Regions from separate parts of the Homo sapiens genome. Here region 2 is linked to region 1. A link is an interaction called in ENCODE POLR2A ChIA-PET data of the cell type or tissue named here. Cell type or tissue: endothelial cell of umbilical vein. All regions are shown on one strand. Each heading gives the region's core, and the rest is flanking DNA. Links, peaks and the distances in the headings are about the cores only.

The links. Peaks named below come from ENCODE experiments on the same cell type or tissue, not always from the same donor. Only the 100,000 strongest peaks of a DNase experiment are listed, where the experiment ranks them.
Region 2: POLR2A ChIA-PET joins it to region 1 with 9 read pairs; 2 of 35 experiments call an interaction of 5 or more read pairs at or near these places.

What each region holds. Positions count from the first base shown.
Region 1 is chr4:169,044,548-169,061,273 of GRCh38, forward strand. LOC105377527 (a long non-coding RNA gene) reads right to left here. Exons shown (of 5, transcript XR_939429.3): 5 at 14,509-15,625. Among named protein-coding and RNA genes, the nearest start is that of CBR4-DT, 42 kb to the left of the region's middle. In endothelial cell of umbilical vein, for the core only: no CTCF peak of the experiment used is centred there; a DNase peak (open chromatin) is centred at 5,954; H3K27ac peaks cover 925 bases.
Region 2 is chr4:168,972,457-168,989,182 of GRCh38, forward strand. CBR4 (carbonyl reductase 4) reads right to left here. Exons shown (of 5, transcript NM_032783.5): 5 at 15,134-16,726. Among named protein-coding and RNA genes, the nearest start is that of CBR4, 29 kb to the right of the region's middle. In endothelial cell of umbilical vein, for the core only: no CTCF peak of the experiment used is centred there; no DNase peak of the experiment used is centred there.

The sequences.
Region 1 (16,726 bases), core at 2,830-10,829:
TCCTGGGTGACAGAGCAAGACCCTGTCTCAAAAAAAAAAAAAAAAAAAAAGCTACCCATTAGGTCCAAGTTGTACTCAAAGTGATTAGGTTATGAAATTGAGGCTTGCCATGAAGGTGGTTATATTAAACAAGTAACTTGTATTACCTTGATAAGATTATTACACTTTCTTCTGCTTATTAATGTTGAAACATTTATAAGTTAGGAATGCTTTGGTTATAAATAGCAACATATCTGACTATAATTTACATCTGTAGAGCTGTTCTGGCTCCTTATACTATGTAACAAAACACTCACAAATTTGTGGCTTAAAACAATATTCATTTTGCTTCCAAATCTGCAATTTGGGCAGGGCTCAGCAGGGGAAGCTCATCTGCGCTCCACTTGGCTTCAGCTGGGAGTGGGCCGCAATCACCTGAAGGCTATTCACCTGCTTACTTGGTGCCTGAGTAGATTCAAATGTCTAGGGGCTGGAACAGCTGGGGCCCCTTGGGCATGTATCCCTTTGTGCTTCCTCCATGTGATCACTCCAGCATGTTGCTCTCTTCCATTTGTTAGAAGCAACAAGCTCAAGCTGATCCATAATCAAGGGAAAAAGAATTAGACTTTTCCTTTTGATGGGAAGAGAGTCATCAAATAACTTGTGAATCTGTTTTTCTTGCATAAGAAAAAGTACAAAGAGCAATATCCCAAGGCTATTGCAATGGCTCAACAATGTTATTAAGAAACCAGACAGTACTGGGCATGGTGGCTCACGCTTGTAATTCCAACAATTTGGGAGGCCAAGGTAGGAGGATTACTTGAGGTGAGGAGTTCGAGACCAGCCTGGGCAACATAGGGAGACCTCCGTCTCTACTAAACTTTGTTTTTTTAATTAGCTGGGTGTGGTAGTGCATGTCTGTATTCCCAGCTACTTGGGAGGCTGAGGTGGGAGGATCACTTGAGCCAAGGAGGTTGAGGCTGCAGTGAGCTATGATCACATCCCTACATTTTAGCCTGGGTGACAGAGCAAGACCCTGTCTCTAAAAAAACCAAACCAAACAAAAAACAGCCCAGTCTCATGCAGTGGCTCACACTTGTAATCCTAGCAGTTTTGAGAGGCTGAAGCCTGAGGCCAGGAGTTTGAGACCAGCTTGGGCAACACAGTGAGACCACTGCCTCAAAAAAAACAAAACAAACAAACAAAAAAACCAAAAAAACCCCAAGCTCTTTTGACCATTTTTCTCAGCATCTTTAGGGTCTTGGCTTATCATGTTATGTTGATATAATGGAATGGCTTCTGCATCTCCAGTCATCACACCTGTATTTTAGGCAGAACAAAGGCAGAATGTCATTTATTCTCCACCGTGCCCCGGTATAACCATGCGGCTGAATTCCTCTTAGATTAAATTGCATCGCATGGCGCTGTCAGGAGCTCAGTAGAGCTGGAAGGGAGCTGAGCTGTCAGGTGTTAGAGTAGCCACTTGAAGCTACAACAAGCACAAATGGAAGTAATAGCGAAGACTTTAATCCCGCACTGCAGTAGTACAAGCAAGAGGCTAACACTGGAGGGAGTGCTGAGCTCTCCTGCTTCATTTTCCCCTTGGAACAATGCACCCATACGGTTCAGGGTCAGGAGGATCAGCACAGATGTGGGGGTCATCTCACTCTTGAGGGGGCCCCTAACCAAAGGCTTCCTGAAGGGTTGTGGACCAGGGGCTGGGGAGTTGGGTAGTGAGAGGGGAAAAAGCTGAGAGTGTAAAAGTACTGAGTCAGAGTGAAGAAAGGTGTCTTCCCTTAAGGGTCCCTGAGCCCTCCGAACAGAGCACCTGGACTAGGAAAGCAGATCCACAAAAGGGCAGGAGCAGCCAGAGGAGGCTGACCTCTTGCCAGAGACTCTCTGAGGTGGCACCGGCTGTGCAGCCTTCCGGTGAGGCCTGACGGGTGATGCCTCTGGAATAGCAGTCGGTCAGGCCTGAAAAAAATCACACATGGGTTTGGTTTTGTTGTTGTTGTTGTTTTGTTTTTGTTTTTGTTTGTTGGAGACGGAGTCTCGTTCTGTCACCCAGGCTGGAGTGCAGTGGCGCGATCTTGGCTTACTGAAAGCTCCGCCTCCCGGGTTCAAGCGATCCTTCTGCCTCAACCTCCCGAGTAGCTGGGATTACAGGCGCCCGTACCACGCCCAAGCTGATTTTTGTATTTTTAGTAGAGACAGGGTTTCACCATATTGGCCAGGCTGGTCTCAAACTCCTGACCTCAGGTGATCCTCCCGCCTCGGCCTCCTAAAGTGCTGGGATTACGGTCGTGAGCCACCGTGCCCAGCCACACATGGGATTTAAGCAGGAACCAGACTCCTCGGGTTCCACCTAGCCATGGGCAATTGGGGAAGTTGAAAATTTCTCTCTTTAGCCTCCACAACAGAGAAAGACAAGGGCACAGGTGACTGGCAATGAATGGCGAGTGAACAGATGGACGTTATCTGCCAGGCAGCATAAATTCCCAGAAAGAATGCTCAATGTTTGATGATTCAACTATACATTTTAAAACATGTTGTATGTTATATATGTAGCAGACATCAAATAAGAGAAAATGTGAGTTTGAGCAGAGAAATGTCAGGGAAAAAAATTGGGGAGGGAGGAAATGAGAGGAAAGGGTAGGGACAAAGACGGATCCTCTGAAGTCCACAAGGACAAGAGGTGAGTCCAACACCTGGGACTTTAGTTTCTCAAACCCAAGTTAGGTTGGTTTTGGTTTCATGTGACTTGCATGGTGGGGACAGGCCCTCCTGTGTCCTGTCCCTTCTGCATCTCGCACCCACTGTGCCTTGCCTCACAGCATCACAAAATTTGTGTAGCTTCTTTCTGGCAGTAGCAGGATAACTCCTTTGTCAGCATTAAAGATTTATAATCCAGGCCCGGCGCAGTGGCTCACGCCTGTAATCTCAGCACTTTGGGATACCGAGGCGGATGGATCACCTGAAGTCAGGAGTTCGAGACCAGCCTGGCCAACATGGCAGAACCCCATCTCTACTAAAAATACTAAAACTAGCTGGGCATGGTGGCATGTGCCTGTAATCCCAGCTACTCAGGAGGCTGAGGTGGGAGAATCACTTGAACTTGGGAGGCAGAGGTTGTAGTGAGCTGAGATAGCACCATTGCACTCCAGCCTGGGTGACAGAGTAAGGCCCTGTCTCAAAAAAAAAAAAAAAAAAAAAAAAAAAAAAAGATTTGTAATCCCAAATGAGTCCTGCAGTTTTCCAGGCTCCTCTTCAAGCAGAAAGTTCTGCAAATGAACGCCCCTAGCCCTGCATGTTTATTTACCATCTTCTCTGTTAGGCTTCAACAGCTGTAGGACCGTGCTCATATAAAAAAGAAAAGAAAAGAAGGGAAAAAAGTCTTCCTGCTAAATTCATTTCTTTAACATTTAATTTTTTTTTCCTGCCAAAGTCAGAGATGAATTAGCAATTACTTGGGAGCCAATTAAAATTCATAGTAAGCTATTCTCTGACCCTTGGGTCAGGAACAAATTTCCTATAAACCTTAGGAGGGTATCTCTCCTGGGTTTTTTGAGGGTGAGAAAAATTCATATCCTGCGCTCCAGTTCTCATTCCTCATACAGAGTGGTGGCCAGCGTGTTCCTGAGACATTGTTTGTGCAACCCAGAGACAACTCTTAATTCCCCGCTCAGTTATTTCTCTGTGATTTGGAGAGAAGATGTGGCTACAGCTGCCAGTGACTCTCAGCTGCGATTCTATGGAAGTTGTGGCAAGAAGACACAACTGAAGAAGGGAAAGATTCTCTGTTTTCCACAGTTCTGAGATTTGTGCCTTGCCTCACAGCATCGCAAAATTTGTGTAGCTTCTTTCTGGCAGCAGCAGGATAACTCCTTTGTCAGCATTAAAGATTTATAATCTGTAGAGCTGAGAAGAGAGCTGAGAAGAGACCTGAGTAGAAAGCTAGCATTACCAGGTGTTTAGCAGGTGTCAAAAACATGTTAAAGTTGAAGAGCGTCTTCTTTTCCATGAGGCAATGATACAATTGCATGGTGTAGGATCTGTGAGTGACTCTATACAAATAGAAAAGTCTATGTCACAATGTTTAGAACTTCCCACCCCAGTAGGATTAGAAAACTCTCAGATTCCTGGTAGTTGACAAATCCTTTTTGTTGGTGAGAAAAAACAACCTTTGACTTGGAGTCATTAAAAGGATTGGATACCTAAAAGGATTGGATACGTGCGAAGAAAGACAGTCTCTTTCTGCCTCTATATTTATATAAGAGCAAACGCTTTCCAGCATGGCACATCTGAAGATAATATGCCATCTCTGATACTGTGCTGTCAAAGGGACAGGAAAAAAAAAAGATTTATATAAAAAGAAATGCAAATATAACTAGCTAGTTAGCCAAGAGGGCAAAAGGAGGGAAGGCTTACATTAACCTGATCTTCACAGTCTCTAAAAACCTGACAAGAGAAATATGAATTTTAACTAGCTGCCAAGCAATTGGTTATTCATGCATGACATGAAAAGCAGGGGAAACTTTAATTTTCTCCTTGTCAGTTTTAAACAGAGAGGCTGTCAATTCAGCAAGTGCAGCTACTAAACATATTACAGAAGGGCACCATCCTACCAACATCCAGTCTCAAGATGACATCAGGCCCAGGACTGCAGCACCATTATGCTTTCATCACATTGCAAACAGCCCTGCCCCTGTTATGCACTGTTTCTTTCTTTCTTTCTTTCTTTTTTTTTTGAGACGGAGTCTCGCTCTGTCACCAGGCTGGAGTGCAGTGGCGTGATCTCAGCTCACTGCAGCCTCCGCCTCCCGGATTCAAGCGAGTCTCCAGCCTCCCGAATAGCTGGGATTACAGGCACTCGCCATCATGCCCGGCTAATTTTTGTATTTTAGTAGAGATGGGGTTTCACCACATTGGCCAGGCTGGTCTTGAACTCCTGACCTCAGGTGATCCGCCCGCCTCGGGCTCCCAAAGAGCTGGGATTACAGGTATGAGCCACCGCACCCGGCCTATGCACTGTTTCTTTTACTGGGTAGCACCATGTTCCCTGAGTTCTGCTGTCACCCTGCATTTCCAGTAAGGAAACAAGCAGCCGCTATGAACTCCTCTTCCTGGGTCATTGTCTGACACCATCAATGGGATTCTTTGGTCACATGTGATTTTTCCAGTCACTGGTCTGGTGTTAATTTAGTTAGAATCAATTTAACAACAACAACAACAATATTAAGCACTTTGTTAATAGTAGGTTCTAGGGCTCTGTGTCAAGTACCAGGTTTTCAAATATGATTTTAAAAAGTGCTGTCAGGCCCGTTTTAAAAGTGGTGGCTCACACCTCACTGAGGTTGCAGTGAGCCGAGATCGTGCCACTGCACTCCAGCCTGGTGACACTTTGGGCAGCTGAGGTAAGACTGCTTGAGCCCAGGAGTTCGAGACTAGCCTGGATAACACAGTGAGACCCTGTCTCTTAAAATAAAAATAAAATAAAATAAAGTACTGTCATCTCCTATGGGTGGGCTGTAAAAAAATATAAAAATAAAGTGCCGCAAACCATTGGCCATCTGGTAATAGTCATAGACATCCCCAGAAAACCTTTGGGTGTTTAGTAAGTGTGATGCATATTAATTCACTCAACAAACATTTATTGCTATAAATTGCTATAATATTCCCACTATGAAGAATAAGAAATACGCTAAGGACATAAAGAGATGCCGTGGGGAAGGTCCAGAACTGCTACAGAAAGACTGGCCAGGAAGGACCTCCCTGGGAAGGAGAGCTTTGTATTTGAACAAAGCTCTGCATAATGAGGAGCCAGGCGAGAAAAGATGAGGCGGGAAAGAGTTTCAGGTCAACTCCAAGGCCAGGACCAGCTTCCAGAGATACAACCAGGGGCCAGACTCCAGGGCTGCGTAGATCCTGGTAAGGAGATGGAATTTTATTCGAATTGCAACAGGAAGCCGGTGGAGGGTTGATAAAATTCTTTGGCTGCTGTGCAGAGCAAGAGTGGAAGCAAGGATTTCAGTTTAAAGGCTTTGCAGCCGCCCAGGCAAGCCGGGATATTGTTCTCTGCAAATGAACACTCTGTCCTATCTGGTTCATACTGACATTCTGATTGAGCCTTACATGAATTAAATGCCTAGTGTGTGTTTGGCTAGATGATTTTCAGTCTAAATTAGATCATTATGTCCTTAGAATATCAAGGTTCCACTGACCTATTGTTGAGAACTCTTGAAGCGTTTGCTGTGATCTAGCTACTCCGAATGTACCCCTTTGGAAACAACGTCAGGCATTTGAGAAATATCTGACTAGGGCCAGAATCAGAGGCCCATGAAATGGAAGAATTCACTGGTAAAGAAACAGTACTTAGTTCACAGCCTTGTTCATAGCTGTATCCCCAGCCCTCAGCATAGAGGCTGACACACAAATATTTGTTGAAGGTGTTAATATATGAGCCTAGTAAGAATTCAGGAAATGCTACAGTGAAATTTTAGTAGCCCAGCACCCCAACCAGCTGAGCTAAGTAGCCTTGGACACTAGCCGTGGTGTTTGAAGACTGTTTTTTCAGAAGGATGGGAATGGACCCATATCTCCTCCAAGCTTGGCATGCCCACATCCAAGCTTTATTGCTGCTGAAAGCTTCCTGAACTGCCTGACCACGGACAATCCCATCTCTAGCTAGTCCCCAGCCCCCACCTGCGAAACCCTCATCCTCCAGAGATACTCTGACCAGCTGCTGGCTCACACCCAGCGGGCGCCTGGCCCCTCACTCAGCTTCCCAGCTGCCTCTTCCTCTGCCCCCCTTCCCACCCTGCACCAAAACAGGGGTGCCTTTTGTGGGAGCAATCAAGCCCTAAATCACTATTTATATTTTTCGGAGTAAACTTAACGCTGAGAAAGGGTTCTGGAATGACTGCACTGGGGACTGAAGCCCATCTGGAAACATGAATAATGTGAAATATATCCCTCCATGGATTCCCCACAAGACCAATTACATTATCATCCTTTCTGAGAATTTCTGCCAATTTTTTATGGGGTCACCAGAAAGTTATATCTTAAGTGAAAACTGCACAGATTTATATAGGGGGTAGTTAACTGGTGGAGTGAGGTATGTGGAAGTAAACTGCAGGAAACTGTGATACTCCACAGATGGGAATGTGTGTCGATTTGGCTCTTCACTTTAGGAAGTGGAATGGATTCATTCTGCCGTTTACTGAATGACTACTGTGTGCCACACACTCTTCTAGGCACTGGGAAGAGAGCAATAAACAACACGAATGTTGCCCTCATGGAGCTGATATTTTAATAGCCTTGGAAGATGGGCTATGAAAGGCTCACGATAAAATGGTGCCCAAAGCCAACATGTGACTTTTAGTCCTGTTTGTGGTATAGACTCACCGAGCAATGTGAAGAAACTGAGTTTCTTGCTTCATCACAGCTGAGGGTGAGATAGGTGTGCTGCCCTTTCTCAAGAATGTGGGGTGGAATCGTATTCATTGTTTGAAAACTCAGAATAATAAGAGATTTGGCATTTATGTGTTCGTGCATACTTCTCTCCTCAAGCTGCAAAGTTCAACCAAGAGGTATTTGGCAGAAGGCCTTTTGCTAAAGCAATCACCTGACAATGTGAGTGGGGATCTGAGCCAGCCAGGTTCTACCTCCACTGGAGAGGTTTGATTAGGTGATGAGCACACATTATTCATAAAATTGCAGAGCGGCTGTAATTTACCACATCATGGCTGGAAATGATCTGCCTCCGAGGAGCAATGTCAATGAAGGGTCATCTTCCCTAGTGTCAGTAGTTCTTAAACTTTAGTTTCCAAGGAAGCACTGCATGTGTCTGTAACAGAAAGATACCCGTTTCTCCCCTAACAACTCAAAATGAGAAGGTCTGGGAAAGGGTCCAAGAATTCATATTTTACCACTATCCCTGCTCATTGGGCTGCAGGTGGTTCTACACTCAGAGAACCCCCACGCTGTGTTCACCATAAGACAGAGGATTCAGACCTCTAATTCCCCTCACCCGGACACAAGAGCATCTTGGCTCAAACCTCTTCTTTGGAAGGGAAGGAGAAAGGGAAGCTGGTTGGAACAGTTTCCTTTACTGATTATAGCTTATTCCTTTCTCTCGTGAATTCAGCAAATAGAGTTTGGCAACTACAATGCACAAGGTGCAGCCTACCCACTAGAGCGAGGATTTTCCAATAATGAACTGATGCTTCCCAGCCCCTGCCCCCTGGAGCGGAAGAAGTTTGTTATGGATGAGGGAATGGAATTAACGGAGCCTGAGCTGGCCGGCACTGCACTATGCGAAGTGCCCTCTCAAACACCCTTTCATTTAATCTTCCCAAGTTCTGCTCCTCATTTCCTTCAAGTCTTTACTGAACTATCCCCTTTGCAGTGAAACTTTGCAGGATCACCCTAAAGCAAACTCAACGCATCAAAAGCTGGACTCCTGATAGTTCCCCCCAACCTTTTCCTCCCAGAGTCTTCCCTGCCTCAGTAAAGAGCTATTTCATTCTCCCAGTTGCTCAAGCCAAAAATGGAATCAATTTAGTTCTTCTGCATCCCGTATCTGATCACAAGTCCTGTTAGCCCTGCTTTTAAGATACATCCAGAACCCTGCCATCTGCCCGTCTTCTGTTGCCATCACGCTTGTCCACACCCTCCTTACCCCTTGTCTGGGTGATTGCGGTGGTCTCCCAGCTGCCCTGCCAGCGTCTGCCCTGGTCCCTCTTCTTGACTATTCTTGACCCAGCGCCACCATGTTAAAATACAAATCTGATCGGGTAACTCCTCTGCTCCAAACTAGGTTTCCTTGTCACTCCGAGTAAAAGCCAAAGTCCTTACAATAACCCACAGGGCCCTGACCTGCCTTGCTCTCCCCTGTTTGCCTCTTTCTGCTCTCCCCTCACTTGCTCCTCCTGCCCACACCATGCAGTCCCAATGTGGCATCTTTGCACTTGCTGTTCCTGGAATTCTCTTCCTCCATTTGTTCACACGGCTGGCCTAGATCCCGCCACACCTTTTCATAACTACTGCTTTCTCAGTCGGGTTAGCTGGCCTCCCTGTTGAATGTTGGAACTCATCTACTATTTTTCCTATCCATCTTTCTATTTTGCACTAACATCTCCATATGTTTTTTTCTTTTCTTTTTTTTTTTTTTGAGACGGAGTTTCACCCTTGTCACCCAGGATGGAGTGCAATGGTGCCTTCTTGGCTCACTGCAACCTCCGCCTCCCAGGTTCAAACAATTCTCCTGCCTCGGCCTCCTGAGTAGCTGGAACTACAGGTGCGTGCCACCACGTCCAGCTAATTTTTGTATTTTTAGTAGAGACAGGGTTCACCACGTTGACCAGGCTGATCTTGAACTCCTGACCTCGTGATCCACCCACCTCAGCCTCCCAAAGTGCTGGGATTACAGATGTGAGCCACCACACCTGGCTTTTTTTTTTTTTTTTGAGATGGAGTCTCGCTCTGTTGCCCAGGCTGGAGTGCAATGGCACAATCTCAGCCCACTGCAATCTCCACCTGCTGGGTTCAAGTGATTCTCCTGCCTCAGCCTCCCGAGTAGCTGGGATTATACGCATGTGCCACCACACCTGACTAATTTTTGTATTTTTAGTAGAGATGGGGTTTCACCATGTTGGCCAGGCTGGTCTCAAACTCCTGACCTCAGGTGATCCGCCTGCCTCGGCCTCCCAAAGTGCTGGGATTACAGGCGTAAGCCACTGCGCCCGGCTACATCTCCATATTTTTCTATTTTTATTTTGCTTATCTCTCTTTCTGATCAGAATGTAAGCTCCATAAAGGCAAAGGTTATTGTCCATTGTTCCCTGCTATACACCCAGGGCCTAGAACAGGGTGTGGCATGTAGCAGACCTTCAATACTATTTGTTTGAATAAATGAGTTAAATAATAAACAAATGAATAAAGTTGCAATTCCCCCCTACTCTCTCTCTTCTCTGACGTATTTTCCCCATAGAATCCATCACCCTCCAATATACTCCATAATGTACATATTTATCTTATTTACTGTCACCTTTTCCTTACTAGAATGTAAGCACCATAAGAGCCAAGATTTCTATCCTATTCTTAAGTGTATCCTTATCACGGAGAAGAGTATGTGGTTCTTGTGCTTAATATTTATTTAATGAATAAACTCTGTAATGTAAGAGTATTTCTGCTGGGCACAGTGGCTCATGCCTGTAATCCCAGCACTTTGGGAGGCTGAGGTAGGAAGATCGCTTGAGCCCAGAGGTTTGAGACCAGCCTGGGCAACATAGTGAGACCCCACCCTTACAAAAAAATTGTCTTTTAGTTAGGTGGTTATAGTGGTGCACGCCTGTAGTCCTAGCTACTCAGGAGGCTGAGGTGGAAGGATAGCTTGGGCCCAGGAAGTCGAGGCTGCAGTGAGTTGTGATCATGCCACTGCACACCAGCCTGAGCAACCGAGGGAGACCCTGTCAAAAGAAAGAGTATTTTTACAGATTCAGAGATTGACTCATATTGAGAATGAGCAAATTTTGCGTGGTCATGTACACAACTAGCATGCAGCAGAGGCAGGGTTAGGATTTGTTTCTGGATGACTTTAAGTCTGTGTTCTCACAGTACACCACCGGCCTGGTCAAGAAGGCATTTGAGGCTGGGCGCAGTGGCTCATGCCTGTAATCCCAATACTTTGGGAGGCTAAGGCAGCCGGATCACCTGAGGTCAGGAGTTCAAGACAAGCCTGGCCAATATGGTGAAACCCTGTCTGTGCTAAAAAATACAAAAATTAGCCGGGCATGGTGGTAGGCACCTGTAATCCCAGCTACTCGGGAGGCTGAGGCAGGAGAATCACTTGAACCCAGGAGGCAGAGGTTGCAGTGAGCCAAGATGGTGCCACTGTACTCCAGCCTGGGTGACAGAGCGAGACTCCATCTCAAAAAAAAAAAAAAAAAAAAAGGAAGGCATTTGAGGTGGGCATTAAAGGTTGGATAGGGGCTGAGCAGGATGATTCTCTCTGCTGTAGAGTTCTTTTCTGACCCTTCTCCCTCTCCTTCACCTCACTAGCCATCATGAAGAACAGATCAAAACTTGGTTGGGTATCCCTTCCTCTGAAAAGCCTGCTCTGAATCCCCATGCCTGGCTCTGGGGTCCTGGCCTTTTTTTTTTTTTTTTTTGAGACAGCGTCTCATTCTGTCACCTAGGCTGGAGTGCAATGGCACAATCTCAGCTCACTGCAATCTCCACCTCCTGGGTTCAAGAGATTCTCCCACCTCAGCCTACTGAGTAGCTGTGACTACAGGCGCCCACCACCACACCAGCTAATTTTTTTTTTTGTTTGTAGAGACAGGGTTTCACCATGTTGGCCAGGCTGGTCTTGAGCTCCTGACCTCAAGTGATCCGCCCACCTCAGCCTTGTCTTTCCTTGTCACAGTTCTTCCTGCACAGCCTGGCATGCCAACTGCCAGTTCATCTTTTGTTTTCTCCACTAGGCTGTAAGGAGTATATGGAGGCAGGGGTTGTTTCTGTCTTGTTCACTGTTGTATTAGAGGCCCACCAGATGATCTGGTTCATATTAAGCACCATGAAGATTGGTTCATGTAGTGAAGGAGGGGAAGGAATACTTAGGCCAAAGAAATACTTGAACAGGAATCAGAATTAGCAAGCCAGTAGTGCCATGCGCCTGGGGCAGAGGTTTCAATGGGTTCCTAATGTGGGATGTGTCTAGGAAGGTGGACATATAAAGATCGTGAAGATCACTGAAGGTTCTGGATTTTTTTAAAAGCTGTTATTTGGTAAGCCATCTGGGAATCACTGAATTATGTTGAGCAGGATGGCACACAGTGCTTCTTTCAGCAGATTAATCTGATACTGATAATTCATTGAAAGGAGAAAGGGGAGATGCAGAATCTGCTGCAGGAGCCGAAACACACAGGTGGAAAATACTTCATTAGAAAGGTGGCAGTGGGAGCAGAATGGAGTAAACAGGTGCAAGAAATATTTTGAGAAAAATTCAACAGGATTTAGTGAATAATTGGATGTGGAAGACGAAGGAGACAAGGAAATTGAGGCCAGCTCTGAGGCTGTGAATCAGGATGGCTGGAAGAATAGTGGTGCCTTTAATGAAAAAAGGGGAACATTGGAAAGAGGATATAATTGGATGGAAAGAAAACAAGTTTGGCTGCAGGCGTTTCAAGCTTGAAACATTCACAGAACATTCTAGTGGACACGAGTTGCATTGGAAATTCAGGACTAGAATTCAGGAGAGATTCCTTAAATAGTCTAGCCTCTCCAACAGTAGGTGAATTAATGCTTAGCTTTCCGTGGGTTTGGCTGATGTGGACATTGAAAAATTGTGAACATTGTTTAAAGAGTTGTTTGAGTTTCCAGAAATATTTAATAATCCTTACTTATTTCATGGGGCAAAATTCTGAGTAGGCTAAGGTGTATTTCACACCTGTTACCTTTGGAGACCCAATGCTCTTTTTTTTTTTATTTTGATTTTTTAGAGCAGGCTCTTGCGCTGTTGGCCAGGCTGGAGTGCAGTGGCTTGATCATAGCTCACTGCGGCCTCGATTTCCCAGGCTACAGCGATCCTCCCACCTCAGCCTCCCCAAGTAGCTGGAACAGATAACAGGTGTGAGCCACCGCACCTGATCCCAGTGGTCTTTTCATTTGGCTGGGCGGGTATTAACCTTGTGGACATTTAGCAAACTGGTGGAGAAAAATATACAATGTAAGTTTGAGAAAAATTTGTTCAAGTATTAAGACAAACATTTTGTTGGCAATCTTTCTGTTGGGGCAGATCTCTGGGGTTTGGGTGCTGTGCATAAATCCACAAAGTTTCCATTATCTGAAGACTGAAAGGAAGTTGTTGTGTAGAGTCAGCAACTTACTAGAATTAAACTTATTTAGGTTTTTCCCTCTACTAAAAATAGATAAGCAAGTTTTTAATTCTATCTGCAATTTTAAAAAAATCTGATATAGGCTGGGCATGCTGGCTCATGCCTGTAATCCCATTACTTTGGGAGCCGGAGGCAGGGGAATCACTTGAGCCCAGGAGTTCAAGACCAGCCTAGGCAACATGGTAAGACCCTGTCTCTGCAGAAAGAAAAAATGTTTTAATCAGCCAAGTGTGGCAGTATGCTCCTGTAGTCCCAGCTACACAGGAGGCTGAGATGGGAGGATTGCTTGCACCTGGAAGGTCAAGGCCACAGTGAACCAAGATCGTGCCACTGCACTCCAGCCTGGGTGACAGAGCAAGACCATGTCTTAAAAAAAATAAAAATAGGCTGGGCGAGGTGGCTCATGCCTGTAATCCCAGCACTGTAGAAGGCTGAGGCGGGCGGATCACGAGATCAAGAGATCGAGACCATCCTGGCCAACATGGTGAAACCCTGTCTCTACTAAAAATACAAAAGTTAGCTGGGCATGGTGGTGCACACCACTAGTCCCAGCTACTCGGGAGGCTGAGGCAGGAGAATCGCTTGAACCTGGGAGGCAGAGGTTGCAGTGAGCTGAGATCACACCACTGCGCTCCAGCCTGGGCGACAGAGCGAGATTCTGTCTCAAAAATAAGTAAAAAAGAAAATAAATAATATCTGATATAGATGGGGCAAAATGTTAATATGTTGTCCAATCTGGGTGGTGGATACTTAGATATCTGTTGTATTATTTTCTAAAATTATTTTCTGTGTATTATTTTCTTCTGTACAGTAGATTGTAATTTTTAAAAACCTTTCAAAAAAGACGTGCAAAACAGAGCAGAAGACTGAGATTCTGAGGCTTAGGCAAGTCTGGGAAGATGACCTGCAGAAGCAATAGAGCGACCCCACTTTCCAAAGTTCCTGTCCCTCTCCAGGAACAAAAGGCCATGGTGGTGACCGGGCCGTTAGAGGTCATGGGATAGAGAGGGAGGTAGCCATTCTTTTCTCAGGCCGTGGTCCCACAGTGTCTATAATAGTCCTCTTGAGGTCAGCCACCAGCTTGGGAAGTCACAGCTCCGCCACCGATGGTTAGAAATCAACATGCTCCCATGTCGAGAATTACTTGTAACCCAAGCACAGTGACAGAGGAGCCTCCTTTATGTCACTCCCACATGATGTCCCTGAGCCTAGGCTAGGCTTGGTTCCAAGGACAAGGTTCCTATGACACTTTATATCATAGGGCTTTTCTGAGCAAAGGTGTGCTGGAAAAGTCAGCATTTCCCAAAGCTGAGAAACATCTCTCTCTCCATTTTTTTTTTTTTTTTTTTGAGATGGAGTTTTGCTCTTGTTGCCTAGGCTGGAGTAAAATGGCGTGATCTTGGCTCACCGCAACCTCTGCCTCCCGGGTTCAAGCGATTCTCCTGCCTCAACCTTCTGAGTAGCTGGGATTACAGGCATGCGCCACCACACCTGGCTGATTTTGCATTTTTAGTAGAGATGGGGTTTCTCCATATTGGTCAGGCTGGTCTCGAACTCCCAACCTCAAGTGATATGCCAGCCTCAGCCTACCAAAGTGGTGGGATTACAGGCGTGAGCCACCGTGCCGAGCCTCCTCTTTTTTGTTTGTTTTGTCTTGTTTGAGAGAGTATCACTCTGTTGCCCAGGCTGGAGTGCAGTGGTACAATCTTGGCTCACTGCAACCTCCGCCTCCCGGGTTCAAGCAATTCTCCTGCCTCAGCCTCCGGAGTAGCTGGGACCACAGGCACACGCCACCACACCCAGCTAATTTTTTGTATTTTTAGTAGGGACGGGGTTTCACCATGTTGGCCAGGCTGGTCTTGAACTCCTGACCTCAAGTGGTCTGCCACCTCGGCCTCCCAAAGCACTGGGATTACAGGCATGAGCCACCATGCCCGGCGCATCTCTCTTTTTATTTCTTCTTTCAGTTTCTTCTTCCATTCAGGCCTAAGCTGGAAACACCACTGTCTGATAAACACTGGCCACACCAACGACATGGTAGGCCAGGGGGTGATAGCAATCTTCCAGTAAATCAGCTTTTCAGTCTAAACATACCAGTCATCCTACTTGAAAGAAATGTGTCCCTGGGGACAACCTGTGAGCCTTAGCCTTCTGTAGGGAGAAGCACTCTTGATGGGAGGAAATTTGGGAGCGAATATTTCTTTCAAGACAGAACCTAAGCGGAAATCCTCTTGGGTAAAGTATCTCAATAGGCTGAAGCCTGCCTGCTTCTGACTGTCAAGCCTTTGGAAACAGTCAGCATCTTGCTTCCAGTTCATCCCCTCTGCGTCAGAGGAGCCCTTCCCATAGTTCCATGAAAGGCTCCTTCGGGCTTCCTACCCAGCTGATGGGTGGGGAGAAAGGAAATCCATTTCTCCTGGGGCTTGATGTCTCTTCTCTGATCTGGGGCGCCTCCAGATTGCTGCCTCTTCTGTTAGATCACACGACAAGCCTATGCTGTTCCTGCCAGCACTGCTGATCAATCCCCTCTTCCAGCCAACGTGCCACTCTGCGCGGCAGTCGCCCTCCTTTCCCCACTGCACGATTAGGAACCGTTTCAGTGTTCTCAGCTTTTCCTTCCTGTGCCTGTCATTTCCCCCACGAACACAAGCTGCTTTGCAGTCCTAGTCACACACATGGCACCGTTCCTGAGACAGGTCGTACGTATGGTGCTGATCAAATTCGCTGCGCCAAGTTGCCAGGACTTTCTGGAACAAATAACATTTCACATTCAGCTCCTGGAGCACCCCCGAAACCAGACCTCCTAAAGTCTGCTTCATTTCCATCAGAGCTTTTGAGTCCCAGATTTCATTCTGGGGGATGAGTGATCAGAGATTTTTAAAGCCACGCTGACTCTTGCCCTCATTTTTAGCTTCCTGGGACCACTGGACTCAGTGCCTCCTGGGGTCTTGGGCTCCAAAGAACATCACTGAGTCGTGTTTCTAATTAAGGAACGCTGGAGAATTCCCCACACATCTCCACTCTTCCAGGAACTCACGTCTACCCCTCTCCCCGTGTATTTTTCTTCACAGACAACTCAGAAGAACACACGGGTTCTCCTATTCTCTATGGCCCAGTCTGTGTCCAGCATGGCAGGCAAAAAGGCCTGGAATCTCATGTTGTTGTGACTGGAGCCTGTTGCTGGCACAAAATCAACTATACAGATCTATGTTGATCATCAAGACAAACAGAACTATCTTCTCGGTGATGTTGTTGCTTTTTTTGTGGGGGGATAGAAACAGTGCAAGTCAGGCCTGGCTGTCTGTGTAGCAGAAGAGGAAATGGGTTCCCTCTGAACAAATTTTTTTTAAAAACTTTCTGTCCAGGCACAGTGCCTCATGCCTGTAATCTCAGCACTTTGGGAGGCCAAGGCAGGCAGATCACCTGAGGTCAGGAGTTCAGCCTGGCCAACATAGCAAAACCCTGTCTCCACTAAAAATACAGAAATTAGCTGGGCGTGGTGCCACAGGCCTGTAATCCCAGCTATTCCGGAGGCTGAGGCACTAGGATTGCTTGAACCCAGGAGGCAGAGGTTGCAGTGAGCCAAGACCACGCCTGTCTCAAAAAAAAAAATTAAACATTAAAAAGATTAACTTTTTAATGTTTAATTTTTGTGGGTACATAGTAGGTGTATATATTTATGGGTTGCATGAGATACTCTGGATACAGGTATGCAATGCATAATAATCACCTCATGGAAAACGAGGTATCTGTCCCCTTAAGTATTTATTTTTTATGTTATAAACAATCCAGTTATACTCTTTTCATTATTTTTAAAAGTGCAGTTAAATTATTATTGACTATAGTCA
Region 2 (16,726 bases), core at 5,196-13,195, 70 kb before region 1:
CAGCAGTGTTTTGTAGTTTTCCTTGTAGAGATCTTATACTTCCTTGGTTAGGTATATTCCTAAATATTTTATTTTCTTTGCAGCTGTTGTAAAAGGGGTTAAGTTCTTGATTTGATTCTCAGCTTGGTTGCTGTTGGTGTATAGCAGTGATATTTATTTGTATATACTGATTTTGTATCCTGAAACTTTACTGAGTTCATTATCAGATCTAGAAGCTTTCCAAATGAGTCTTTAGGGTTTTCTAGGTATACGATCATATCATCAGCAAACGGTGACAGTTTGACTTCCTCTTTACCAATGTGGATGCCCTTTCTTTCTCTTGTCTGATTGCTCTGGCTAGGACTCCTAGTACTGTGTTGAATAGAAGTAGTGAAAGTGGGCATCCTTGTCTTGTTTCAGTTCTTAAAGGAAATACTTTAAACGCTTCCCCATTCAGTATAATGTTGGTTGTGAGCTTGTCATAGATGGCTTTTATTACCTTAAGGTATGTTCCTTCTGTACCGATTTTGCTGAGGGTTTTACTCATAAAAAGCTGCTGGATTTTGTCAAATGCTTTTTCTGCATCTATTGGGATGATCATTATCTTTGTTTTTACTTCTGTTTATGTGGTGTATTGCATCTATTGGCTTGTGTATGTTACACCAACCTTGCGTCCCCATCATGAAATACACTTGATCATGGTGCATTATCCTTAATATATTGTTGAATTCAGTTAGCTAGTATTTTGTTGTGGAGTTTTGCATCTATGTTTATTGGGGATATTGATATGTAGTTTTTTTGTTGTTTTTGTTATGTTCCTTCCTAGTTTTGGTATATGGGTAATACTGGCTTCATAGAATGATTTAGGGAGGATTCTCTCTTTATCTTTTGGAATAGTTTCAGTAGGATTGGTACCAATTCTTTTCTTGTTGCCTGTGATGGAATCCAATGGTGTGATCTCAGCTCACTGCAACCTCCACCTCCTGGATTCAAGCAATTCTCCTGCCTCAGCCTCCCAAGTAGCTGGGATTACAGGCACCTGCCACCACATCCAGCTAATTTTTGTATGTTTCGTAGAGATGGGGTTTCACCATGTTGGTCAGGTTGGTCTCAAACTCCTGACCTCAGGTGATCCACCTGCCTTGGCCTCCCAAAGTGCTGGGATTACAGGCGTGAGCCACCACACCCAGCCCCAATTCTTCTTTGAATGTTGATAGAATTCAGTCATGAATCCATCTGGTCCTAGCCTTTCATTGTTGGCGATTTTTTAATTACTCTTAATCTCGCTACTTGTTATCGGTCTGTTCAGAATTTGTTTCTTCCTGGTTTAATCTACGAGGGTTGTATATTTCCAGGAATGTATCTATCTCCTCTAGGTTTTCTAGTTTGTGTGCATAAAGGTGTTCATAGTAGTCTTGAATGATCTTTATCCATTCTGCCATTCTGTATCTTTTAAGTGGACCATTTACACCATTTATAGTCAACTTTAGTATTGAGATGTAAGGTACTATTCTATTCATCATGCTAGTTGTTGCCTGAATACCTTGGGCTTTTTTTCATTGTGTTATTGTTTTATAGATCCTGTGAGATTTATGCTTTAAGGAGGTTCTATTTTGGTGTATTTCAAGATTTTCTTTCAAGATTTAGGACTCCTTTCAGCATTTCTTGTAATGCTGGCTTGGTAGTGGCGAATTCGCTCAGCATTTCTTTGTCTGAAAAAGACTTTATCTCTCTTTCATTTATGAAGCTTAGTTTCACTAGATACAAAATTCTTGGCTGAAGAGAGGCTAAAGAGAGGACCCCAATCACTTCTGCCTTGCAGGGTTTCTGCTGAGAAAACTGCTGGAAATCCGATAGGTTTTCCTTTATAGATTACCTGATGCTTTTGCTTCACAGCTCTTGAGATTCTTTACTTCATCTTGACTTTTGATAACCTGATGACCATGTGCCTAGGTGATGATGTTTTGTGAAGAATTTTCCAGGTGTTCTTTGAGGTTCTTGTATTTAGATGTCTAGATCTCTGGCAAGACCAGGGAAGTTTTCCTTGATTGTTCCCTCAAATAAGTTTTCCAAACTTTTAGATTTCTCTTATTCCTCAGGAACACCAATTATTCTTAGATTTGGTCATTTAACATAATTCCCAAATTTCTTGGAGGCTTTGTTCATTTTTTTTATTCTCTTTTGTCTTTGTTGGATTGGGTTAATTCAAAAGCCTGGTCTTTGGGCTCTTATGTTTTCTTCTATTTGTGCAATTCTATTGCTGAAACTTTCCACTGTATTTAGCATTTCACTAAGTGTCTGTTTCATTTCCAGATTATGATTGTCTTTTCTTTATGATATCTATTTCTCTGGAGACTGTTTCTTCCATATCCTTTATTTTTTTTTAATTTCTTTAAGTCGGTTTTCACCTTCCTCTGGTATCTCCTTGAGTAGCTTAAATAATCAACCTTTTGAATTCTTTTTCTGGCAATTCAGAGATTTATTCTTGGTTTGGATCCATTGCTGGAGAGCTAGTGTGATCTCCTGGGGATGCTATTAAAGAATCTTGTTTTGTCATATTACCAGAGTTACTTTTCTGATTTCTTCTCATTTGGGTAGATTGTTTCAGTGGAAAGATCTGGGACTCAATGGCTGCTGTTCAGGTTCTGTCCCATGGGGTGATCCCTTGATGTGGTTCTCTCCCCCTTCCTCTAGGAATGGGGCTTCCTGAGAGCCAGACTGCAGTGATTGTTACTGCCCTTCTGGGTCTAGCCACCCTTCAGGGCTACCAGACTCCAGGCTGGCAATGGGGAATGTCTGCAAAGAGTACTGTGATGTGATCCACCTTCAGGTCTCCCAGCCATGGATACCAGCACCTGCTCCATTGGAGGTGGCAGGGGAGTAAAGTGGACTCTGTGGGAGTCCTTGGTTGTAATTTAGTGCACTGGTTTTCTTGAATGCTGGTTATGTTAGCAGTGAAGTTGTCACAAGGATAGACTCAGGACCTCTAGTTAGCTAGGGTGTGCAGGTGGTAGAATTACCTGTTGTATTCTCCTTCTCTGGGGCAGAGTTGTTCTGAGTTGCTGTAGTGGCTTGAGTTCATTGGCCTCTAGCGAGGAAGTGATGCTTTCAAGAGCTTGCCAGCTGCAGTAGTAGAAGGGAGATATAATTTTGCCCTACTTTGGCCAGGATGAGTACTCAGGTTTCTTGGGTAATGGGCAGGGCCACAGAGCTCCCTAGAAATTACATCTTTTGATTTTGGCTACCAAGATGGGGAGAGAAAAACCATCAGGTGGGGGCAGGGTTAGGCAGGTCTGAGCTCAGATTCTCCCTGGGCGGGACTTGCTGTGGCCACTATGTAGTGGGGAAAGGGTGGCTCCCAGGCCAATTAAGTTATGTTCCCAGGGGGATTATGGCTGCCTCTGCTGCATCATACAGGTTGCCAGGGAAGTGGGGGAAAGCTGACAGTGACAGACCTCACCCAACTCCCCCACAGTCAGCAAGACCAGTCTCACTCCCACCATGCCTCCCTAACCGCACTGGAGTTATATCCAGTCAGCCAGCAAGCTGGGCTGAGATCTTGCCACAAGCTACAAGCCTTCCTGCTGAGAAAGCAAGCAGGGCTCTCAGGCCTTGCCTCCCCACCTGCCAACATGTTCAGCTGCATCTTCTGCGCTCATATATGCACTTCCCATTTGCCCCTCACCCCAGATGCTACTCAGGGAAGTTCACGCTTAGTCAAAATTATCACAAAATTCAGCTAGGAGGTTCCTTCACTCTGTAGCCCCTTCCCAATTCTGCTGGCTGCCTTCCCTTCCCCAAGGACCTCTGTGAGGTAACGCCAGGAATAGCTTCCATGGGCTCGAGCTAAGGACTGGGAGTACCTACGGGGCTCCTCCTGCTGCTTCTTCTACTTTTATATTTCACTTGGCTCCCTAAATCCATTTTGTCATGCACGTCCATGTGAAGAGTCCACCAAACAGGCTTTGTGTGAGCAACAAGGCTGTTTATTTCACCTGCGTGCAGGTGGGCTGAGTCTGAAAAAGGAGTCAGCAAAGGGTGGTGGGATTATCATTAGTTCTTATAGATTTGGGATAGGAGGTGGAGTTAGGAGCAATTTTTTGTAGGCAGGGGGTGGATCTTGTAGTACATTCTCAAGGGTGGGAAGAATATTACAAATTACCTTCTTAAGGGCAGGGAAGGATATTACAAAGTACCTTTTTAAGGGCGGGGGAAGATATTACAAAGCATCTTCTCAAAGGTGTGGAGGGTGTATCATACGAAGTACATTCACAAGGGTGGGGGAATATCGCAAAGTATATTATCGCAAGGGCGGGGAGGGTGTATTGTCACAAAGTCAATTTATCAGTTAGGGTGGGGCAGGAACAAATCACAATGGTGGAATGTCATCAGTTAAGGCAGGAACTGGCTATTTTCACTTCTTTTGTGGATCTTCACTTGCTTCAGGCCATCTAGATGTATACATGCAGGTCACAGGGGATATGATGGCTTAGCTTGGGCTCAGAGGCCTGACACATTTCCCCAGTGGGTATGTGTGTTCGGAAGCCAACTTTTCCCCCCTCACACTTTGGGAACTCACAGTTTTTTGCTGTCTCACAGCATTTGCAGTGACAAGCCACTTCTTACAAAGGGTCTGTGAATTCTTTCAGTTTTCCTGATATGTTCCTGTGGTGGTTCTTGGAGTAAAAGTTCACAGTGTGAGTCTCCAGACCCTGTTCTGTCCATCTAAGCGGGAGCTGCACATTAGTCCTGTCTCCTATCTGCCATCTTTTCCAGCATCTCCCCCACAAAAACAATTCTTATTGAAGTTACCAATGATTTTCTTGTTAGCAATCCATCTTATATGCCTAGCAGTATTGATATCAAGAACTCCTTCCTTCAAGAAAAGTTTATTTCATCAGCTTCTAGCACTCAGCTTTCTCCTGATTTTCTACTTACTGCTCCAACTAGTCCTTCTTAGACTCCTTTGCAGGCTCATCTATCTCTAACCCGTCAGTAAATGCTGCTGGTGTTCCTCAAGGTTCCATCCTATGCCCACACATAGAACAGTGCCTGACAATAGTAAATACTGAGTATTTGCAATTATCATCTAAACGCTCACTCTAAACTCTCTACCTAAGCAATCCCTTCCATTCCTTATTGCTCAAAACTTTAGTAACTGTTTCTACACAGATGATATATTTCTTGCCCGGATTTCCCCTCTGAGTTTCTGACCCATACATACTTGATGTCTCCTATCCTATCTCCAAAGCACCTGAAATCAGCATGTTTAAAATTAAACTCATGATCTCCCTGCCGAATACCAACAAACCTGCTCTTATGCAGTGTTTTTTGCGAATGGCGCCACCACTCATCCAGATTTATACATCAGAAACACATTTCCTAGATTCAGTTCATCACAAAGTATTGTTGATTTCCTAAATCTCATTTGACCACTTGTCTCCATTTCTATTCTCACTATCCTAGACTCAATTTTCCATTACCTCTCACATGAGGTAATGGGTACTACAAACATGGGTATTGCTGCACTGTTTGAGCCCCTTTCAACCTTTTCTCCATACTATAGCCAGAATCATCTTTCCTAATACATCATGTATCCTCCTACTTGAAATCTTTCAATACTTCTTAGGATAAAGTTCAAAACCCTTAACATGGCCTCCAAAGATCTGCATCATCTAGACCTACAGCCTCATCTCATACCCATGTTCTCCTCCTCTGCATTCCATGGCTGTTCAATTCCTGACTCACAATGTTCTTTGTCACCAAAAGATCTTTACCCATGCTGTTCCTTCTGAATGAAAGGCTTTACAGTCAGCCCTCTGTGTCTGTGTGATCACTTCCTTGGAGTCAACTAACTGCAGATCAAAAATATTTGGGGGAGGGGAGTGGCAAGATGGCTGACTAGAAGCAGCTAGTGTGTGCTGCTCTCACAGAAGGGAGACAGAGTGGCCAGTAAACACTAGCTCTTTAACTAAACAGTCCAAGAGGACATGTTGGGATTCATAAAGGAAGCAATGTAGTCAACATAAAACAGAAAAAAGACAGGACAGCTGCCCACCTGGGATTGGCACAGTGCCAAGTGAGGCTCCCCCCTGCAGGAAAATGGTGAATAAGAGCCCCAGGAAACCATGTTTCTGCCATGAACCTTTGCAATTTCAGGCTCTGGAGACCTCCCCTGACCCCCTTCCCCTGTGGCCTCCAGGCTGACACAGAAAGCGTGTGGAGTGTGCCACTCAGGCACAAATGGAGGGCCAAGGGTCTTGGAACCGTGAGCACTCCTGCACCAGCAGCTGTAGCTTTGCCAACAAAGGAGGCCAGGTTCTCACGCATACCCCCAGGAGAGAGGCTGCATCCACAGTACTGAGAAGCAGACGAACTACAGGCCTTGCCCCAACTACACCTCCCTAGGCAAAGCCCACTGGCCTGGGATCCCAATGCAGCCACCCCACCCCTGCCTGAGCTCTCAGGCTGGTAGCAGCTCTGCAATTCCCTGGAACAGAGCTCCCAGGAGTAAAAGACAGGCCTGCCATTTTTGCTGCTGCACAGCCCCCACCCCAACTGCTATCAGAATCAGGAGGGAGCAAAGAGGTTAGGGACTATCTTGAGCCTCCAGCACAGCATAGCATGCCTTGCAGAAAAAGAGGCCACACTATTTTCCACGCAGGTCCCTCCTCCTGTTACTCCTCCTTGGGCAGGGCCTTCAGACTTGCCCCCAACAAGCCCCCCTCCCTGCTCCCACACCCCAAGCACAGTCACCCCACCCCCACTGAGCTCTCAGCTGGTAGTAGCTCTGCACTTCCCTAGGATGGAGTTCCCAGTGGCAGCAGGCAGGCCCGCCATTTTTTGCCACTACTGCAGCCCCTGACCCTACTGCCCTCTGGCTTGGAATGGAAAGAAGAGCTTAAGGACTATCACAGGCCCCCAGCACAGCACAGCTCCTTTATAGAAAAGCAACCAGACTGTTTTCCACACAGGTCCCTGTCCATGTGCTACTCCTTACTACACAGGGCCTCCTGGACTGGGCCCCCAGCACAGCCACCCAGCCCCCGCCTGATCAGTCAGTGGCAGCTCTGTGTTTGCCTGGTGGGGAAATCCCAGAGACAACCCTCTGCCATTGCGGGGCTTCAGCGGTACGGCCCTAGCTGCCCTTGGGCTGCAGAACGAACAAAGAGCCTGGTTGCTTCACTGGTACCTCCAGCATGTCGCAGCCACCACAGGGAGAGGAACCAGTCTCTCTTCCCTATGAGCCCCCACCGCCTACTCTTCACCATGTAGGGCCTCTGGCTTTGGCCCCCAGAGCAGCTGCCCCACCCCCAGCTGAATATTCCCATTCGCAGTGGCTCTGCATTTCCCAGGGGCGGAGCTCCCACAGGCAACTGACAGCTCCTCTGCCACTGCCACTGCAATGGTACTGCCCTTGCTAACTACCCTCAGACTGGGGAAGAAAGAAAGACCCTGAGTGCCTTACTCTCACCTCCAGCATGCAGCAGCTGCCCTATGAAGAGGCTAGTCTGTCTTCCCTGTGAGCCCCCAATTCCCCTGCTCTTCACCAGGCAGGGCCCCCCCAGCTTGGGCCCACAACACACTGGGATGATTATTCTGATGGACAATGGCTATGTATATCCCTGGGGTGCAACCAAAAGAGACACATGAAAAGCCCTCTACCACTGACACTGCCAAGGTCCCCCTCTCTGCTACCCCCAAGACGGAAAGAGAACAAAAAGTCTGGCTTGCCCCAGGGCTGCAGTGCCAAGCCTGGGAGTACCAAGCTGAGGTCTGCAGCACTCAAGTGGGAGAGGAGCCCACACCCTCCTCTCCCACTTGAGAGGAGGCTCACTTGGAGCACTGAGAAGGTACATGACTGCAAATGGAAGGAAATACAAAGGAGCCACAGGGCTGAGCAAGAGCCTACCTACTGGCCAGTATGCTTAAACACATCACAGCCCAAACTTCAACACCAAAAATACTTTGCTAATATACCGCCTATGAAAACACAGACAAGAATTCAGCCACAAATAGACCAGGTGTGGTGGCTCACGCCTGTAATCCCAGCACTTTGGGAGACAGAGGCAGGCAGATCACTCAAGGTCAGGAGTTCAAGACCAGCCTGGCCACCATGGTGAAACCCTGTCTCTACTAAAAATGCAAAAATTAGCCAGGTGTGGTGGCACATGCCTGTAATCCCAGCTACTCGGGAGGCTGAGGCAGAAGAATCACTTGAACCTGGAAGATGGAGGTTGTGGTAAACTGAGATCATGCCACCACACTCCAGCCTAAGCAACAGAGCAAGACTCTATCTCAAAAAAAGAAAGAAAAAAGAATTCAACAGAGTTGGCTCTCTGAAAACATCCAGAAATGAAGGCAAGTGACTACAGTCAAGTTACACCATGATTAAAGGAACATTAGCGCCCACACAGATGAGAAACAGCCAGTGCAATAACTCTGGCAACTCTAAAAGCCAAAGAGTCTCCTTATTTACAAATGACCACACTAGCTCCCCAACACTGATTCTTAACCAGAAGGAAATGGCTGAAATGACAGACACAGAATTCAGAATCTAGATGGCAATTAAGATTATCGAGATTCAGGAGACAACTGAAACCCATTCCAAGGAATCTAAGGAATCCAGTAGAACAATTCAAAAGATAAAAATATGAAAATAGCCATTTTAAGAAAGAACCAGGCCAGGCGTGGTGGCTCGCACCTGTAATCCCAGCACTTTGGGAGGCCGAGGTGGATGGATTGCTTGAGGTCAGGAGTTCAAGACCAGCCTGGCCAACATGGTGAAACCCAGTCTCTACTAAAAATGCAAAAATTACCAGGCTTGGTGGTGCATGCCTGTAATCCCAGCTACTCGGGAGGTTGAGGCAGGAAAATTGCTTGAACCCAGGAGGCAGAGGTAGCAGTGAGCCGAGATCGCATCACTGCACTCCTAGGCAACAGAGTGAATGAGACTCAGTCTCAAAAAAATAAAATAAAAATAAAGAAAAGAAAGAACCAAACTGAGCTGATAGACCTGAAAACCTGCCTATAAGAATTTCATAACAATCAGAAGTATTAATAGCAGAACAGATCAAGCTGGGGAATGAATCTCAGAGCTCAAAGAACAGTTCTTCAAATTAACTCAGTCAGATAATAAAGAGAATTTTTTTAAATGAACAAAACCTCCAAGAAATATGGAATTATGTAAAGATGCCAAATCTATGACTCATTAGCATCCCTGAAAGAGAAGGGTAGGTCATATACAAAGGAAACTCCATCAGGCTAACAACAGAACTTTCAGCAGAAACACTACAAGCCAGAAGAGATTTGGGGCTTATATTCAGCATCCTTAAAGAAAAGAAATTCCAACCAAGAATTTCATATGCAGCCAAACTAAGCTTCATAAGTGAAGGAAAAATTAAATCCTTTTCAGACAAGCAAATGCTAAGGGCATTTGTTACCACCAGGTCTGCCTTACAAGAGGTCCATAAGACAGTACTAAATATGAAAATGAAAGACCATTACTGATCACCACAAAAACACACTCAAGTACACACTCTATTAACACTATAAAGCAAATATAATAATACAATCAAGTCTACATAACAATCAGCTAATAACATGATGACAGGATAAATTCCACACATAACAATATTAATCTTGAATGTAAACAGGTTAAATGCACCTCTTAAAAAGCACAGCATGGAAAACGGGATAAAGAAGCAAGACCCAACTGTATGCTGTCTTCAAGAGACCATCTCACATAGAAGGACACTCACATGCTCAAAGTTAAGGGATGGAAGAAATCTATCAAGCAAATGGAAAACAAAAAGGAGCAGGGGTTGCTATTCTTATTCCAGACAAAACCAACTTTAAACCAACAATGATCAAAAAGGACAAAGAAGGGCATCACATAATGATAAAAAGGTTCAATTCAACAAGACTTAACTATCCTAAATATATATATATGCAGTCAACATTGGAGCACCCAGATTCATAAAACAAGTTCATAGAGACTTACAAAGAGATGTAGATAACCATAAACTAATAGTAGGAGACTTCAACATCCCACTGAAAGTACTGGGCAGATCACTGAGGCAGAATACTAACAAAGATATTCAGGATCTAAACTTGGTACTTGACCAAATGAACCTAACAAACATCTACAGAACACTCCACTCAAAAACAACAGAATATACGTTCTTCTCATCTGCACAAGGAACATACTCTAAAACTGACTACACACTGGGCCATAAAGCAATTCTCAACAAATTCAAAAAACCAAAATCATACCAACCTCACTCTCATACCACAGCACAGTAAAAACAGAAATCAATACTGACAAGATCTCTCAAAACATACAATTAAATGGACATTAAACAATCTACTCCTGAATGACTTTTGGGTAAACAATGAAATTCAGGCAGAAATCAAGAAATTATCTGAAACTAATTAAAACAAAGATGCAACATATGAAAATCTCTGGGACACAGCTAAAGTAGTGTCAAAAGCAAAGTTCACAGCACTAAATGCCCACATACATCAAAAAGTTAGAAAGATCTCAAATTAACAACCTAACATCACACCTAGGGAACCTGAAAAACAAGAACAAACCAACTCCAAAGCTAGCGGAAGAACAGAACCAAAATCAGAGCTGAACTGAATGAAATAGATGAGAAAAACCATACAAAAGATTAACAAAACCAAAAGTTGGTTCTTTAAAAGAATAAATAAGATTGATAGACTGCTAGCTATACTAATTTTTTTAAAAAGGGACAAGATCCAAAGAAACACAATCAGAAATGACAAAGGGGACATTACCACCAACCCCATAGAAATTTTTTTTAATCCTCAGAGACCATTACAAACACCTCTATGCACATAAACTAGAAAACCTAGAAGAAATGGATAAATTCTTAAACATATTATCTCCCAAGATTGAACCAGGATGAAATTGACACCCCGAACAGACAAATAACAAACAGTGAGTAAATCAGTAATAAAAATCCTACCAGCTAGAAAAAGCCCTGGACAAGAAAGATTCACAGCTGAATTCTACGAGATGTAAAAAGAACTGGTACCAATTCTACTGAAACTATTCCAAAAAGTCAAGGAGGGACTCCTTCCTAACTCATTCTGTGAGGCAAACATCATTCTGACACCAAAACCTGGCACAGACATAATGAAAAAAAAGAAAACTTTAGGCCAGTATCTCTGATGAACATAGATGCAAAAATCCTCAACAAAATACCGGCAAAACAAATCCAGCAGCACATGAAAAAGCTAATCCACCATGATCAAGTATGCTTTATTCCTGGGATGCAAGGTTAATTCAACATAGGCAAATCAATAAATGTGATTATCACATGAACAGAACTAAAAACAAAAACTACATAATCTTCACAAGAGACAGAGAAAAGGCTTTAGGTAAAATTCAACATCTCTTCATCTTAAAAACCCTCAACAAACTAAGCATTAAAGGTACATACCTCAAAATAATAAAAGCCATCTAAACAAACCCATAACCAATATCATACTGAACAGGTAAAAGCTGGAAGCATTCCCTTTGAGAACTGCAACAAGACAAGGATGCCCACTCTCACCACTCCTATTCAACATAATATTATAAGTCCTAGCCAGAGCAATCAGGCAAGAGAAAGAAATAAAGTGCATTCAAATAGGAAGAGGGGAAGTAAAATGATCTCTCTTTACAGATGATGTAATGCTATACTAGAAAACCCTATCGTCTATGCCCAAAGGCTCCTAGATCTGATAAACATCTTCTGGAAAGTTTCAGGATACAAAATCAATGTACAAAAATCAGTAGTATTTATCTATACAAATAATATCCAAGCTGAAAGCCAAATAAAGAAGGCAATTCCATTCACAATAGCCACACAAATAAAATACTTAGCAATACAGCTAACCAGAGAGGTAAAGCAATTCTACAATGAGAATTATAACACACTGCTGAAAAAATCAGAAGCAACACAAACAAATGAAAAAAAAATATTCTATGCTCATGGATAGGAAGAATCAATATTGTTAAAATGGCCACAATGCCCAAAGCAATTTACAGATTCAATGCTATTCCTATCACACTACCAATGACATTTTTAACATAATTACAAAAAACCATTCTAAAATTCATTTGGAACCAAAAAAGAGCCAAAGAGTCATAGCAACAGCAATCCTAAGCAAAAAGAACAAAGCTGGAGGCATCACACTACTCAACTTCAAAATATACTAAAAGGCTACAGTAACTAAAACAGCATTGTACTGGCACAAAAACAGACACACAGACCAATGGAATAGGTTAGAGAATCCAGAAATAAAGCTGCACACCTAAAACTATCAAATCTTCAACAAAGTCGACAAAAACAAGCAATGGGGAAAGGACTTCCTATTCAATAAATGGTGCTGGGATAACTGGCTAGACATATGCAGAAAATTGAAACTGAACCCCTGCCTTTCACCATACACAAAAATCAACTCAGGACGCATTAAAGACTTAAATGTAAAACCTAAAGCTACAAAAACCCTAGAAGAAAACCTAAGAAATACCATTCTGGACATGGGCCCAGGTAAAAACTTGATGAAGATTCCAAAAGCAAATGCAAGAAAAACTGACAAGTGGAACATAATTAAAGAGTTTCTGCATAGCAAAAGAAACTATCAACAGAGTAAACAGACAACCTACAAAATGGGAGAATATATTTGCAAACTATGCATCCAACAAAGGTCTAACATCCAGAATCTATCAGGAACTCAAATGAACAAGCAAAAAATGACAACATTAAAAAATGGGCAAGGATGTGAACAGACATTTCTCAAAAGAAGACATACGTGCAGCCAACAAGCATACGAAAAAATGCTCACTATCACTAAACACTAAGGAAATGCAAATCAAAACCAACATGAGATACCATCTCACGCCACTCAGATTGGCTATTATTAAAAAAGCTAAAAAACAACAGATGCTGGTGGTTGTGGAGAAAAGAGAACGTTTATACACTGCTGGTGGAATATAAATTAGTTCAGCCACTGTGGAAAACAGTCTGGAGATTTCTCAAAGAACTTAAAATGGAACTACCATTTGATTCAGCAATCCCATTACTGCATATATTCCCAAAGGAATATAAATTATTCTACCATGAAGACTCATGCCCTCATTGCGGCACTGTTCACAACAGCAAAGACATGGAACCAACCTAGATCCCCATCAATAGTGGACTGGATAAAGAAAATGTGGTACATATGCACCATGGAATACAACACAGCTACAAAAAAAAATTAGATTATGAGATCATGACCTTTGCAGCAACATGAATGGAGCTGGAGGCCATTATCCTAAGTATCCTAATACCACATGCAAAAATGTGGCATTTGGTTTTCTGTTCCTGCATTAATTCATTTAGAATAAGTGGGAGCTAAACCCTGAGTATACATGGACACAAAAAAGGGAACAATACACACTGGGGCCTACTTGAAAGTGGAGGGTGGGAGGATGGAGAAGATTGAAAAACTACCTATCAGGTATTATGCTGATGACCTGGGTGACAAAATTATCTGTACACCAAACCCCTGTGACATGTAATTTACCCATATAACAAACCTACATATGTACCCCCTAAATCTAAAATAAAGTTGGAAAGGAAAAAAAAGAAAATATCCGGGGGGGGAACAATAAAAATAAGAACAATTAAAAATAATGCAAATAAAAAACAATATAACAGCTATTTTCATTGCATTAGATATTGTAAGTAATCTAGAGATGATGTAAAGTATATGGGAGGATATGCATAAGCTATATGCAAATACTACACCATTTTATGTAAGGGACTTGAGCATCCACAGATTTTGGTATTCTCAGAGGATCCTGGAACCAATCCCCAAAGATACTGAGGGCCAACTGTACTCTAACTTTAGTTCAACAATCCTTGCCTCAGAGAAGCCATTCCTGACCTTCTAGAATAGGTCAAATTCCCCTAATTATTTAATAGCAATAAGAGCTTCTCATTTTTATAATGCATATTTTGGTTGCAATTTTATATGTGTGTGATTAAGTCTGCTTGACCCCACCATACTGTATTACTCTGTGAGCTCCAGAAACTTCGAGTTCGGTTTTTTGTTGTTTTTTTGTCACCATTCTACCTCCTATTACTAGCAGTGTTACATATGTAGTATGAATAAATAAATATTTCGTGAATGAATGAACAATCTGAATACTTAAGAATTTTTCCTGGCCGGGCATGGTGGCTCACGCCTGTAATCCAGCACTTTCAGAGGCCAAGGCAGGAGGACCACTTGAGGCCAGGAGTTCAAGACCAGCCTGGGTGACACAGTGAGACCTTGTCTCTACAAAAAAATATAAAAAATTAGTCACGCAGGGTTAATACCTGTTGTCTCAGCCACTTGGGAGGCTAAGGCAGGAAAATCATTGGAGCCCAGGAGTTGGAGATGGCAGTGAGCTGTGATCATGCCACTGCACTCCAGCCGAGGCAACACAGCAAAACCCTATCTCAAAATAAATTAATTTAATTAAATAAATAAATAAGTGTCTTAAATGTATCTCCACATTTCCCTCACCCTGCCTACCACTTATTCAAATTTCCAGGGAGGGGGTCTCCTGATGTATGTTTCAAATTTATTTTTAAAAATATTCTGCAGGTAATACTGATACCATCTCCATTTGGATTATTAGGCCAAAGCTTTCTAATTAAATTGCTGGTATTAACAATTACTCAAACTGAAAGCATACTGCCTAAGAGAAAATAGTCGATTCACTTTGCAAATTCAGTTATAAAGTGAAAGCAAGCATCAAAGTCGCATAAAAAGCCAAAGGAATCTGATCAAGAAATATTCCAAGATATGAACTGAGAGTCAGAACAGATTTATCTCAATGATCTCCCCAACTATGGCACAATGTAATGACTAAAGAATATTTTACTGCATATATCCAATATACTCAGAGATGAGTAGGCAAGGTGTGGGTATCAAAACAAATACAAAATATTTAGTACCCACTCAGTATCTGTTGAGTTACTTAATTAGCTAAATGAATGAACACAGTATGGTCTCTTCCCTCAAAAGTTTTACAATTGAATTGAAAGACAAATTTTTAAACTCTACTCTTATAGTTGCAGAGAAAGATAAAATTAACATCAGAAAGTTTAAAATCATTAAATACTTTATTTAAGAACAGTTTGTTTACCAAGTTAGGACAGTGGTTATGATTTCTCAATTTACACATATTCCTTTTGAAAATCTTAGAAAAAATGTTTCACCAATGTTAAGGTACAACTCTTGAATATGCAGCGTAGTCTTCTCTCTTTATTCTGAATAACAGAAGCACGTAAATTAAATTATCCTCTTTGCACAATTATTCCCCCCAAAACTAATTTATAACATATAATTATCTCCCTAAAAAGCAGTTACAAACCATAAATTGAATATGAATAAAATATGAAAAAGAGCACAAATTTTAAAGCCCTCCATGCAAAAAAAAATTAATACATTGGCTTTACCTATAAACCTTATTTTGTTAATGCTAAGCACAGAACCCTTATGGGCTCATAGGAGTCAGCAAACAGCTACAGATGAGTCTTCTTGTTAAGAATTCATTCAATGCTTCTCAGAATAGCAGATTTTAAAAAATGAATTCACTGAGGTTCTTAAACCTCTGAACATAAGGCAACAGTTCACAACTGATTTCAGAAATAGAAGGTAAGTATTAAATTACAAATTCTACTAGGTCAGTGGGAGTGGGCGGATTCACCTGGAGTGGAGCAGTGAAGGTTTATTTTACCTCTTTCAAGATCTCTCCATATATTCCACCAGTTTGAGATAGGCTGGGGGAGGAGGTGGAATAGCTTAAAAGGTTATATTTCTTATTTTAAAGTATAAAAACATACACTTAAAGGCTAAACCTATCTATAACCTACATCTTAATGTCAGCAAAACATACTGCTTTCTACCCAAATCACCAATTGAATCAGCCTCGCTCATGATTTCAGAGCATAAGGTGTCCAGAGAAGAAAACTCAAGACTGAATGGGCTGCCATAATGGGGAAGTACAGGTAGCCAAAGGCCAGCAATTGAGACAGCATTAGAGAAACTATCTACTATGTCTGAATAAGCTCCCCTACCTTACAAGCATCAACTACTACATTGAAACCATTCTGAGTGCTGCATTTCCTATATGTGCCTAGACTTGGTAATGCCTGATAAATTCTGTATATTACCACGTCTTGCATTTAATAGACAATTTGTTTAATGATACTAACTTTACTCACACTTAATTGACTTTCTCATATCCTGAGATTAATCTAAGAAAACTATTTCAAAGATAAATTTAAAATAATTTTTAAGGAACCCAGAATTTTTATTTAGAACACTGCTTTGACTTTTGTTATTACTTTGTATTTATTAGTATATCCTATTCATAATTTTGCACTGACTTTCAATATAAAATTAAATCTCTGCTTACACAAAATAACTGTCAGCTCCAAATCAACATGAATGGAGTGACACTGAAAATATCATACTATTCCCGATAAAAAGAGTTTAATGCAAAATAATTATTACCTGGTATTTCACATTCGGTTTGTGTCTTTATCTCTACTCCCAGGCAAATATTCTCACTTAAGACCAGTGCCTTCACTGCTTCTTGTAAAGACATTTAATTTAATGTTATTGCATATTTATTTATTTTTTATGCTTATTCATACAGAATTTATTACTTTCTAGAATTTTGGGATAAGAA